Linked DNA regions of Mus musculus: region 2 is linked to region 1. The links are chromatin contacts, found by Hi-C or POLR2A ChIA-PET in ENCODE. All regions are on one chromosome and are shown on one strand. The core of a region is the stretch at or near the end of the contact, and the rest is flanking DNA. Distances in the headings are between cores, read along the strand shown.

What was found. A loop is a pair of places that touch in the nucleus more often than their neighbours do. ChIA-PET counts read pairs that join two places held with the same protein, here RNA polymerase II (POLR2A).
Region 2: a map of heart shows a loop between it and region 1 (1.9-fold over the local background). The contact joins the promoter of Tmcc2 here to the enhancer-like site in region 1. A Hi-C loop is called at or near these places in 10 of 37 maps with a recorded cell type or tissue (gastrocnemius, heart and left cerebral cortex). POLR2A ChIA-PET finds 5 or more read pairs at or near these places in 2 of 5 experiments (Patski and embryonic stem cell).

What each region holds. Positions count from the first base shown.
Region 1 is chr1:132,352,173-132,358,188 of GRCm38, forward strand. It overlaps Tmcc2 (transmembrane and coiled-coil domains 2), which reads right to left. Exons shown (of 5, transcript NM_178874.3): 5 at 4,143-5,645. The coding sequence ends at 5,334. Among named protein-coding and RNA genes, the nearest start is that of F730311O21Rik, 13 kb to the left of the region's middle. Within about 2 kb of position 3,224, at least 2 of the 3 ENCODE cell types and tissues checked have a DNase peak (open chromatin) inside an H3K27ac peak, as active enhancers do; they include gastrocnemius and heart, where a contact is called at or near this core.
Region 2 is chr1:132,389,089-132,394,334 of GRCm38, forward strand. Tmcc2 (transmembrane and coiled-coil domains 2) reads right to left here and starts at 2,298. Exons shown (of 5, transcript NM_178874.3): 1 at 1,889-2,298. The coding sequence starts at 2,095.

The DNA of each region.
Region 1 (6,016 bases), core at 1,974-4,473:
GGGTTCTCTGAAGAGTAACCAGCCTTCATAACCACTGTACTGACTCTGCAGCCCCTCAGCCTGCTTTCTTATATAACCCAGAACCATCAGCCCAGGCATAACTCTGCCCAGGAGCAACGCTACTGTCCATATCAATCACTAGTCAAGACGATGCCCACAGACGTGCTCACAGGCCAATCTGATGGAGGCAATTGCCTCCTCAATGAAAGTCTCCTCTTGTTTGATAACTCCAGCTTGTGTCAAGTTGACAAAACTAACCAGTACATGGTACATGCTTGGATGTTTGTGCTGGCGTTCTTGTGTGTGTGAAAGTGCCTATTTGCCTATGTATGTGTAACTACATGCATATGTGTACCTGTGCATACATGGCACATAGTTGTGTTCATATGTGTTTATACATTTGTGTATGTACGTATTATGTAAGTGCATGTTTCTGTGTCTGCACATGTGTGTGGACACATGTGAATGTATGTGTGTGCTTGCATGCACCATTGTGTGCCTGTATGCGTGTGTGCACATGTGTGCATGTGTTTGCATTTTCATAGATGTACATGTGTATCTATGCATATGCTTGTATGTATGTCTTCTTATGTCTATATGTGCACGTGTACACATTCTTTTGTGTGTGGTTGTGTCTCTGTGTTCATGCATACCCAGGTACGCAAAACCAGATTTCCGAGATTGAAATGAACCTAAGGCTAGGTTTAAGGTCATTTGCCTTATTGGGGGAAACCCTAAGAGCCACAGTGGGAAAAGTGGAAAAAAATCAGGACCACCCGTTAGCACCTTTCTCTTCAGCTGTGTCTCTCAGGACTGAGAAGGTGAGGGGGAAGATAGGTCAAAGTCGGCTGGTTGCAGCAGGTCTGTGATGGGAACTTCTTTCTGGAATGAATTCAATTAGTTATCCATCTCAAAGGAAGTTAAACTTTCTCTTCCTGCCTCCATCTTCTGAGTGTATGATAAATAGTCAGAGGACCACCTCCAAGTATAGCTCAAGACCTTTCCTGACACAGCTAGTGGCTTCTCAGCTGGGGGATTGATGTGAGGAAGTGGCCTTTCTGTAGCCAAGACAGGGTCTGGCCACCGCATTTACTGGCCTTTGGCTTCTATCCAGTGAGTTGAAATTCCCATAAGGGTAAGGAAAGAGGCAACCACGAAGCTTCAGATGAGATGCTTAACGGGGTACAGAGCCAGGATCCCCAAAGGCAGACTGGGGAAGAGCCTTGGGGTACTTTTGGAACAAGAGTCAACTTGATAAGTCCTTCCTGTAGGCAGGGATGTGGCAGAAGTGACCTTTTCAGCAGTGATGGGCCCAGGCCACTTCATCCAGACGGTCACTCGGCGAACTATGTCAGGGCTGGGTTGTCAGCGTGGGAGTGCTCTCCTGGAGGCTCTGTGTATAAGAGGGAGTGCTGCTGTCCCCACCCAGACTGCCCTTCTGGCTGCTTGGGTGACTCAGGACTTACCAACACGTCTGGATATGCTGTGCAAGCCCCACCTCCTCTCCTCCCTTGACACCATCCCAGCAGGTCTTGGGGCCCATGGCCTCTTCCCATGTTCATCTGAGAGTTGTCAATAAGCTTTCAAGCCACTTCACTCTGGCTGCTTCCTTGTCTAGCCCTGGTGGCAAATCAGAGTCCCTGTTGGAGTCCTAGATGGGTAGGAAATCTCCTGGAAATAGCTCCCGAGGGGGTCATTTTGGGGCACTGTGGGACCACACCCACTCCTGACACCTCTGTGCCTTGCCAAATCCTACTCGATGGGCAATGTAGACATCATTTCCTCTCAAGTGTAGGGGCTGACAGTCTTGACTCAAATCCACACACCTTGACTTTGGAACTCACTCTCTTTCCTAGACACCACACCTGCTAGAGGAGGGAGGGCCCCGCACAGATACATTTGCAGGGCTTTGATGTCGGCTCAGGACAGGTGGGTCTCATCTTCTAGGAAGCCAAGCTTCTGCTGATTAGACTGAGGGGAGAGACTTAGACAAATCAGCAGGCTCTTAGTCTGGAGGAAAAGGCTCCTGGGTCTTCAGGTCAGAGGTGTTGCCAGTGTCACCCTGTGTGTCTTTACAGAGTCCACCTCAGTTCCTCCAAGGAGTTCTGGACCTGCCACCCGGCGTTAGTGTTGAGGTGGAGTGGTCATTCTTTGGGTTATTTCTCTACGTTCCAGGGAGTGTGCCATCAAGTTTAGGCATGCGATGTCTCACATGTCTCCTGTTACCACACCTGTGTACCAGAGACACCATTCTTACTGGCCGATGTGAGACAACAGCTGGGTGCGACAGGTCTAAGGCTAGTGGCAGTGTTGACTTTGAGCCCAGATCCGGGATTGACTGCAGGGCCTGCCTCTGCAGGAGAGGTTAGCCTGCCTGAAAGATCTGGTTATAGCTCCCCTTCCTCTTCCCGTGGTCCCAGTGTCTCCTCCCTGCCCTCACTCGGCAGCACAGACAAATCAGCTGTACCCCACACTAGGCCTGGGCTGCCTTTTGGGTTTGCAGAGCTTGCACTTGCTGCAGCTTTGTGACCCAAGAGGTTATCGAGTGGGCTGGCTCTGCAGCTACCTGCCCAGGAGAGAGAAGGCACCAAGTCTTTTTATCTGCCCCCACCCAAAGAGACCCAGGTAGTGGGTGTCTACCAGTCTGACTAAGCTCTCTAGTACCCTGGGGGTGAGACCTGCACTTGTGGGATAGATGCTCTGGGAAGGGCCTGCCTCTAGGTCTTGTAGTCTGAAGGAGGCAGACTACGAGTGGTAACCCTGACTCAATGTCTCACTCTCTGGACCTCAGGGAAGAGAAAGAAGTGGGGGATAACTCACCCTTCTTAAAAAAAAAAGAGGGAACACAAACAGACACAAACAGGGGAGCCTCCCTGAGCCCCAGGATGGCAGGGTTCTGTTAGGTGTCCCATTGTCTCCTGGCTGAGGGAAGTAAGCCAGTGCTTTCTTTGACAAAGATGCAGCTTGGGGGCCTGCACCTCCCTTAGGCTGTTTGCTTTGCAGCCTCAGAACTGACCAAGAATGACCTCTGCTTCCTCCCTGCTCCCTTTCGGTGTGGGCCGCAGCTGGCAGTGGCATTCAGAGCCAATTCTGGGAAGGCATCTGACCTTGGAAGGAATGTAGGAAATGTCTAGCCAGGAGCAGCCACCCCCTACCTGTGGCCCAAGAATGTGGGCTCTGGGCCACCTGTGGCCCCCAAGAGAGGTGCACATAGACACGTGGTTGGAAAAGAAAGGGGGTACAAGATCCAAGACTGGAATAGCTGGAAGGCTGTCTGGCAACACTCCTACGTAACAGAGGGCAAACTCTTGTGGTGGCAGCACTGTGCCCTCTCCGGTCTCTGGGTCCCCTGGAGCCTGAGGCCACAGACGCAGCTGCAATGTTTGCTTGTCAGACTCACAGGGCCCTGGGATACCAGCACAGAATTGACATGCACAGTGGCCACCTCCAGCCTGCTTTCCCGATGGGGAAACTGAGGCCCAGAGAAAGGCTGGGAGTTAATTACAGGGCACTAGTTATGTGCTGAGACCAAAGGTTGTTTTTTTTTTTTTTTTTTTTTTTTTTGGTTTATTTTTGTTCTGCTTTATCATAGCTCCTCTTGCTGCCTTCTCCTGCAAAGGGCCTACTGCAAATATCCACAAAGGTCCTGCTGGGAAGTGCTTTGGGGCTGTTAGGGGTAGGTGCTACAACCACAGGGCAGGCACTAAGTGCTAGGCCTCCACACCATACTTGGAAAGCTGGTACTCCCTGCCTCAGCTGAACAAGTGTAACAAAGCCAAGCTAAAGCCAGTAGCCTTGTGAGGACTTCGTCTTGAGAGAGGTTTTGGAGCACGGACTCTGCTGACCCCTTGTGGCTACAACTGGTCACAGCATCTATGGGCGCTTCTCCATTTCCCTTCTGGGAAGTGCTCCAACAAAGCTGGGGCTGGATGGATTGATAGGCATATCATTTAAGTTGCTCAGAGCAAGGCAGGTGAGTGTGTGTGTGTGTGTGTGTGTGTGTGTGTGTGTGTGTGTGTGTGTGTTCCTCATTCAGTATGGAAGACAACATCTGGCCAGCAGATGATACCCAGAATGCTTCAGTGTGGGGAGAAATCCTGTGATTTTTCAGAGACAGTGTAATCAGCAGACCTCAGACAGGATGGTTTGAAAACATAAAGGATATTTATTTCTTAGGAAGGTCCACCACAGCTGGCAGGCACTGCTTCTCCTGCTTCATGGATTCCTCTCTCCTGTTCTAAGAAATCCCCACTGTGCTTGGAAAGGCCCTCGGGGAGGCTGGGCTGTGCAGAATCGAACACAACACTCCAGAGCCTTAAGGAAATGACAAATATCCTCTTCCTCACAAACACACATATAAAATAAATAGATATATATATATAAAAGAGGCCATGCCCCTCCTGCCCATTTGCTGGGACAGCTTGGGAGAGCGGGCTGCATGGCCACACGCCCCTTCTTCCAGCCAGGACACCAGAGGATACATGGTCTGGAGTATGATGAACCAAGAATAAGTCCTGGCTTCAAAAGGAGGATGGGCAGGGTCCTCTCTCTGGAGCCCAGCTGGGCAGAAGTGAGGGAAGGGTGGGTACAAATAAATAAATAAGTAAATAAATAAATAGAACTCAACGTGATCCCAGAGGTCTAAGGGTTTGGGCTGGAGGCTCAGGGCCCTTGGGGCCTGTTTTTTTTTCAGAAAAACAGCACACCCGGTGACAGGCAGAAAGATGAGCAGAAAAAATACAAACCCAAAGTTACACCCCACAGCCTCCAGAAACCAGTCTCAAACCAGCTCAAGTGGAAGGAGAAGCAGGAGGAGGGGAGGCTGAGCTCCCAGTGGCTGTGCCAAGCCTGCCCTCTGGCCCCAAGGCTGGGGACCCTCCCCTTTCTGCACTCTCTAGGCTCAGCAGGGCCTCCCACTGGCTTTTATCCAGACCATCTCCATGGGAGGAAACTGTGGCTGCCTCCAGGATGGGCTCTTCCCTAGGGAAACTGAGACTGGCCTTCTATCTTAGTGGCTTACATGACTAGAGCATCCTCTTGTCAACCCAGAAAAGTCCCATGTGGCTGCAAAATAATTCAAATAATGCAGCCCTGGTGTCTCCCCACTGCTCCATTTGGCTGAGAGTGTCCCTGCTCCCTCCAGCCCAGAGCACCCTCTCTGAAACCTTCAGGCCGAAAGGGAGATGGTGTCAGACAGAAGCAGTGAAAAGAAGGGACAGTTAGGGGCCAAACAGGTCACATGACAGACCCCGAGGGACGCAGGAGCCCCGGGCCCTCCTGGAGATGCCTGTGGCTAGTGGGATCCGGAGAGCACAGGGTGGGGCGGCAGCCGCTCAGCTGGGCAGCAGCACATGCTCCAGGAGGTAGGTGAGGGAGGCCCAGTGCTTCCACAGTAGGAAGAGGACGAGGAGCAGGAGGGCGGTGCTGGTGATCCGGAGGCGCGTCTTCATGAGGGGGGTGATGAAGTTGGCAATGGTGGACACAAACACCAGCAGCACGGCCATGAGTGCCAGGATCACGTTGATGAACTTGCCCAGCAGGGCGCGCGCGTTGGCGTTCTCCACACCTTCTAACTGCACCACTTGCTGCTGCTGCTGCTGCAGTTCCAGCTTGGTGACTCGGGTCAGGCAGGACTCCACGGCCTCCTGTGGGGACAGAGGGTGGATGTGGAAGCCCAGGGTGGCTGAGACTAGACTGAGCCCAGTCCACCTGTGCTGATTCCAGTAGGGCTTCAGTGTGGCCTCAGGGGTAAGCTTGGAAGCTTGCTTTCTGCATGGCAATGTTAGGGTAGTGAACTTTTTTTTTTTTTTTTGGTTTTTTGAGACAGGGTTTCTCTGTATAGCCTTGGCTGTCCTGGAGCTCACTTTATAGATCAGGCTGGCCTCGATCTCAGAAATCTGCCTGCCTCTGCCTCCCAAGTGCTGGGATTAAAGGCGTACGCCACCATGCCCGGCTGGTAGTGAACTTTTAAAGTGTGTGTGTGTGTGTGTGTGTGTGTGTGTGTGTGTCTACTGTA
Region 2 (5,246 bases), core at 1,048-3,547, 36 kb after region 1:
TTCCACTAAACTGTCAGCCATGGGAAACTTGTCCAGCACTGGAAAACAAGTTTAGCCACACTCCAATATCCCTTGTTCCTTTCTTCAGAAAAGTTAAGTGACATGTCACATTTTGGTAGCCCTGAGTCACATCTGGTAGAGAGGTCTCTGTCCTGCAGTAAACATGTTGTGATGAGACAGACAGAGATAAACAGGCAAGTGCTCTGTGAGTCTCCCCGTGCTTGCATAAGCTTGGATCCACACTGCCTGGGCTATATAGAAGTGTGTGTGTGTGTGTGTGTGTGTGTGTGTGTGTGTGTGTAAGGGTCCTCAATTCTCAATTCCTCCTCAGGACGGCTCAGCGGTTAACATATTGTAGTCAAGTGCAGTGCTATCGCTCTATCTGCCCCTGTTCAAAATGAATGTCATCAAAAAAGATGACACAGGAGGGTACAGACAAGGAGCCTTGGGCAGCTTTATAGACACAGAAACTACAGCCCCCTTAGCACAGCCAGCAGAGGGAGGTCGAAAGGTCACCCCCTGTTCCTCTCGGCAGCATTAAAGGGACTTACCATCTCAGTTAAAACAAAAAACATGTCACTTGGGGGAGGGAGTGACACTTCTTGGAGCCTGAGGGAATCACAAGCTTTGTGAAGAAAGCCTAGGTGTTCAACTAGTCCATCATTACACATAAGGTGGGTGGAAAGAGGTCAGGTTTGCAAAACTTCCACAAAAATTTAAAAGTCCCACAAGGAGTGAGTGGGCTCTCTTCCCCAAGGGACAACACACACACACACACACACACACACACACATAAAGCACACATGCACTCACCTGGCTTCCTGACTTTGAGCTGCTCAGACCAAAGAAGGAATGTCATTAGCTTATTCTAGTGAGCTCCTCCGGGGCCCACAGCCATTTGGACAAGGCTTTAACCTAACGGGAGGCCTTTCTGCTCCCCTATCCCAGACCCTGCACCCTTTCCGGAGAAAATTTCCAAGGCATCAATCCCCAAGGCATTTAAGTTCCTTCCGGGAGCTGACATCTCTCTCAGCCCAGTTGTGAGCTGGCCTAAGGAGCCTGAGCTGGCAGTCCCGATGGTAACTCCAGCAAAGGCGCATTATTTATCCTGGCTGCTGCTGTAATTGATACAGAGATGTATTCAATACAGCTCGCCAATAGTCTGGAAGACCTCGGGCTGGAAAATAAACAGCTCCATGTGAACGGTCCTTTCCAATTCTGGTTCTAGCTGCCGGCTCAGCATGTGTGCAACTTGAACCGAGGCCCCAATCAGCCCAGGCTCTGCCCTGCCACCTGTCAGTTCTCCACCCTGGGGGTTGGTTCAGGAGGCAGAGAGGGATCTCCAAGCACTAGCTTAACCTCTGGCTCCACCTAACGGCAAGACATCTACACCCCCCTTTCATAGATGGACAAACTGAGCTTCGTTCAGGAAGATGCTCAAAAAAAAAAAAAAAAAAAAAAATCCGCACTCGGAGGAGGCTAATTGGCATAGGAAGGTAACGGTCACCTATTTAGCTTCCCAAGCTACAATCTTCTTCTCTAGCCTTCCTACAGAAGGGAGAGTACTGTGAACTTTCTAAGTTAGCATCTTAGATCTCGCCAGCCCTTTGTCTGCAAAATAGGGTTTCACACACGTTCTTCAAACAATCTCAGATGAGTGAGTCATTAGAACGTTTGCTGAATAATGAAGAACACAGAGGACTGAGATGGAGCTGATAGACAGGAACAAATGGTGCCTAGCTTCCCCCTCCGAACCTAGCCGAACATCATTCATCCTCTCTGACCTTTGCGAGCTTCCCCATCACTTTTATTCGGTTAAGACACTTCTGCGAGGGGTGGGGGAAGCTACGTGGCGGGCTGGGCTTGCCTGGAGACGGTCTGCGCTCACCTTTAAATCAGGAGGCTTGCTTCGGGGACCCGGGTTGGGTGCCACCGCAGCGCCAGCATCTGAAGTTGGCCCGCCAGCGGAGTTAGCACTCGAGGCCTCCCCATGCCGGAGGTCCGCGCCTGGCAGAAGGCAAGCAGCGTCTTCCATCCCAGCCCCATCCTCCTCGCCCTGCTGTTGCTGCAGCTCGTCCGATTTGCACCTCTTCATGGTGTAAGTGGGTCGGCAAGGGGAATCTGTCCTTCTAGCGTGCTATCTTGGGGAGAGACCGCACCCCCCTCTTGCACTCAAAAGACCTGGGGTTTAAATTATGGACGAGGGGAGTAGGCAGATCACGAGTTCTTGAATTTAAGAAATTATCTTTTTAAAGGAGGATGAGGGAGGGGCGAAGAGGGGGAGCCTTAGGATAGTTCATTCCGACCTGGGGAGCGGAGGCAGGTCGCGGGCGAAGCCGGGCTGCAGCGGTCCTTAGGCAGTCACTGGCGCGGGAGGGGGGCCGCTCCCGACCCCCAAACTTTCTGCCTCAGGGCCCCGCAGGGCGGCGGGGAGCTGGACCACACCGCGCATCCCCGCCCGCAGGCCGGACTGCTGGGCCAGGCAGGGCACGCGGGAGCCGGCCGGGCGGGTCCCATAGGGCCGCCCTGGGCACCCGGCCCCGCCGCCGCCCGCCGCCCGCCGCCGCCCCGCATGGGCCTGCCTCCTCCCGCCCCGCGCCCCGCTCCTCGTCAGCAGCCGCGCAAGGCTGCGGCCACAGCCCGCCGCGAGCGCGGCCTACCCCGCCCGGGCCTCCGCCCGCCAGCGCCAGGGCGAGGCGAGCGCAGATGGCGCCGCCCGCCAATGGGAAGGCCGGAGGGCTGCGCAACGGCGCGCGGACACCGCTGTAGGCTTGGTTGCACCGCGCGTCCCCCGGGAGGGTCTGGAGGGCTGAGGCTGTGTTGGAGCTCAGCTCTGTGCCGGCTTTGGAGCCACCTCTCCCAGGCTAGGCCTTCACGATCACCCCGCCCATTCGCTTTGTTGGGGGACACATTAAGTGTTTATCATCACTCCCCTAACTCTGCACCTTATATTATATGCATCCCTTCAGTTAGAGACAAGCTAGTCCCTTCTAGAATAGGTGGTTTGGGTCGCAAACCCATGCCTACCTTCATAGCTACAAAAGCAAAGGAGAGGGACTGTTCTGCTACATCCCCTCTTTCTCTGTTTTAAATACACATCTCATAAGAACGCAGGCTTTATGTTTAGAAACTCAGTGCCCAAATACATGCTCACCAGAAGCAGCTTTTTAAAAGGAATGGGTATTAATGGTAGGTATTAATGATATGTACTGAAGACTGGAAAAAGAATGTTACATTTGCCCCATACTATTGCTAAGCAGTTTGGAAGATGAGAGCAGATGGAGCTACCAAAAAATGGAGAGTAGTAGTATTCTACTCTATTAATTCCTATTCGTTCTGCAAACTGTATGCCTTCTTTGGCATGGATGGGTTGCCCTTATTCAGCATCCAGTAGTTCTTAAGGCATAGACTGGACCCTGCATCATCACCATCGTAGTCATCATCATCATCACCACCACCAGGGAACCAGACAGAAATACGAATTCCTGGATACAACTAAATCAGAAGTCATGGACCCAAAGATCCATGTTTCACAAGCCCGTCGGGTAATTCTCACACAAGGTAACATCTGAGAAACACAGGCCTGGGCTACTGTAAAAGGCTGCGCCTCCCCCTGTGAGTCACAGAGCTTTCTCTGAAGGATTTTACAGTTTGCCAGTCTCTTTCACACTCACCAAACCCTTCTTGCCTCACTTCGGTCCCACTAGTCTGTGAGTTTCCTAACTCTGTTAAGCCTTTCCCCCATTCCAGTCCCTTATTTTGATGTGTATCCTAAAAGAGACCAAGTTGTTAAGAATTTACTCTATTCAGGGAGCCACTTTCTAAACTAAGCTGCTCTGTTTTTAGAAGATGGGAATTTAGAATGGGCTGGGAATGCAAAAACACTCTACCTCCCCACCCCATATCCACTACACGGTATCAGGCACAGTTTGGGAATGCAAAGCTATAAGCCTTTTGGATTTTCAATGTTGAGGAATGGCAGAGTGCCAGAGCCAGAGCAGATCGTGGGCAGGGACTAGACAAGCTGGGGGGGGGGCGTGGAGAGCAGATTCCCTCGGTACATGGTACAAAGGAGAGAAACACACTGCTCTCTGCCTGGGCTGAGAGAGGAACGTGTAGAGGCCCCTAAAGCATGAGCAAGTCTTGGGTGGCAATGGGTTTGGAACACACAGTGGGCCCTTCTTGACTCCAAGCTAAAGAAGAGCAGAAGGGGTTCTTCGAGAATCCTTCAAGAATGGGGCTGGAGATATGGCTCAGCAGTTAAGAGCACTGGGCTCTCCTCCAGAGGTCCTGGGTTCGAAATAGCAGTGCCCAAATAGCAGCTAACAACTTCCGTCCCAGGGAACCTAACATTTTCTCTGACCACTTCTTCCAGGCTGCCTGAGCATTAAACATCAGGCACACACGTGGTGCATAGTCATACATGTGGGCAAAGCACTTGTACATATGAAAATACAGTAAATAAATTCATAACAGAAAATTAAATAACCCCTAGGAAGCAGAAAACATCATAATTTTTACTTATGCTTCATTTCTATAACAAATCGATGATCATCCAAGTTTGATTTTGAGGCAGTGCTTCACTATGAATAGCTCAGGGTAGCCTCTAAATTGTAATCTCCCTGAATCAGCCTCTGAGGGTTGAAATTAGAAGCATCTGGCTTAGGTTTGATTTTTAAAATAGTATTATGTATTTATTATGTCTGTGTTAGCCAGGGTTCTCAAGAGTCATAGAACTTGTGGAATGTTCTTAAGGGAATGTAGTGGAATGACTTACAGTCTACAATCCAACTAACCCAACAATGGTCAGCGGTGAATAGGAAGTCCAAGAATCTGGTAGTTGCTCAGTCCCAGGAGGATGGTTGCTTCAGCTTGTCTTCTGTATAAGCTGGAATCCTGAAGAAGTAGGCTCCAGCAGATGTGCTGGCAAGTAAGTGCAAGCAGATGATGAAGAGTGAGTCTTCTGTCTTCCAACCTTATGGAGCCTTCAGGAGGAGGAATGGTGTGCCACCACGCCTGGATTTGGAATTTGCTCTGTCTCAGGCTGGCCTTGAACTCAGAGACCTGCTTTCCTCAGTCTTCTGGGATTAAAGGCTTGTACCACATTGCATGAACCTAAGCTTTTCATGGCCACTATGCCTCAAGATCTGAATCAAAGGTGTGTGTCATCCCATGTTGAGATCTGGGTCAGAAATTTTTGTCTTCCAGCCTCAAGATCTGGATCACAGGTGTGCCCTCCAGCTCTG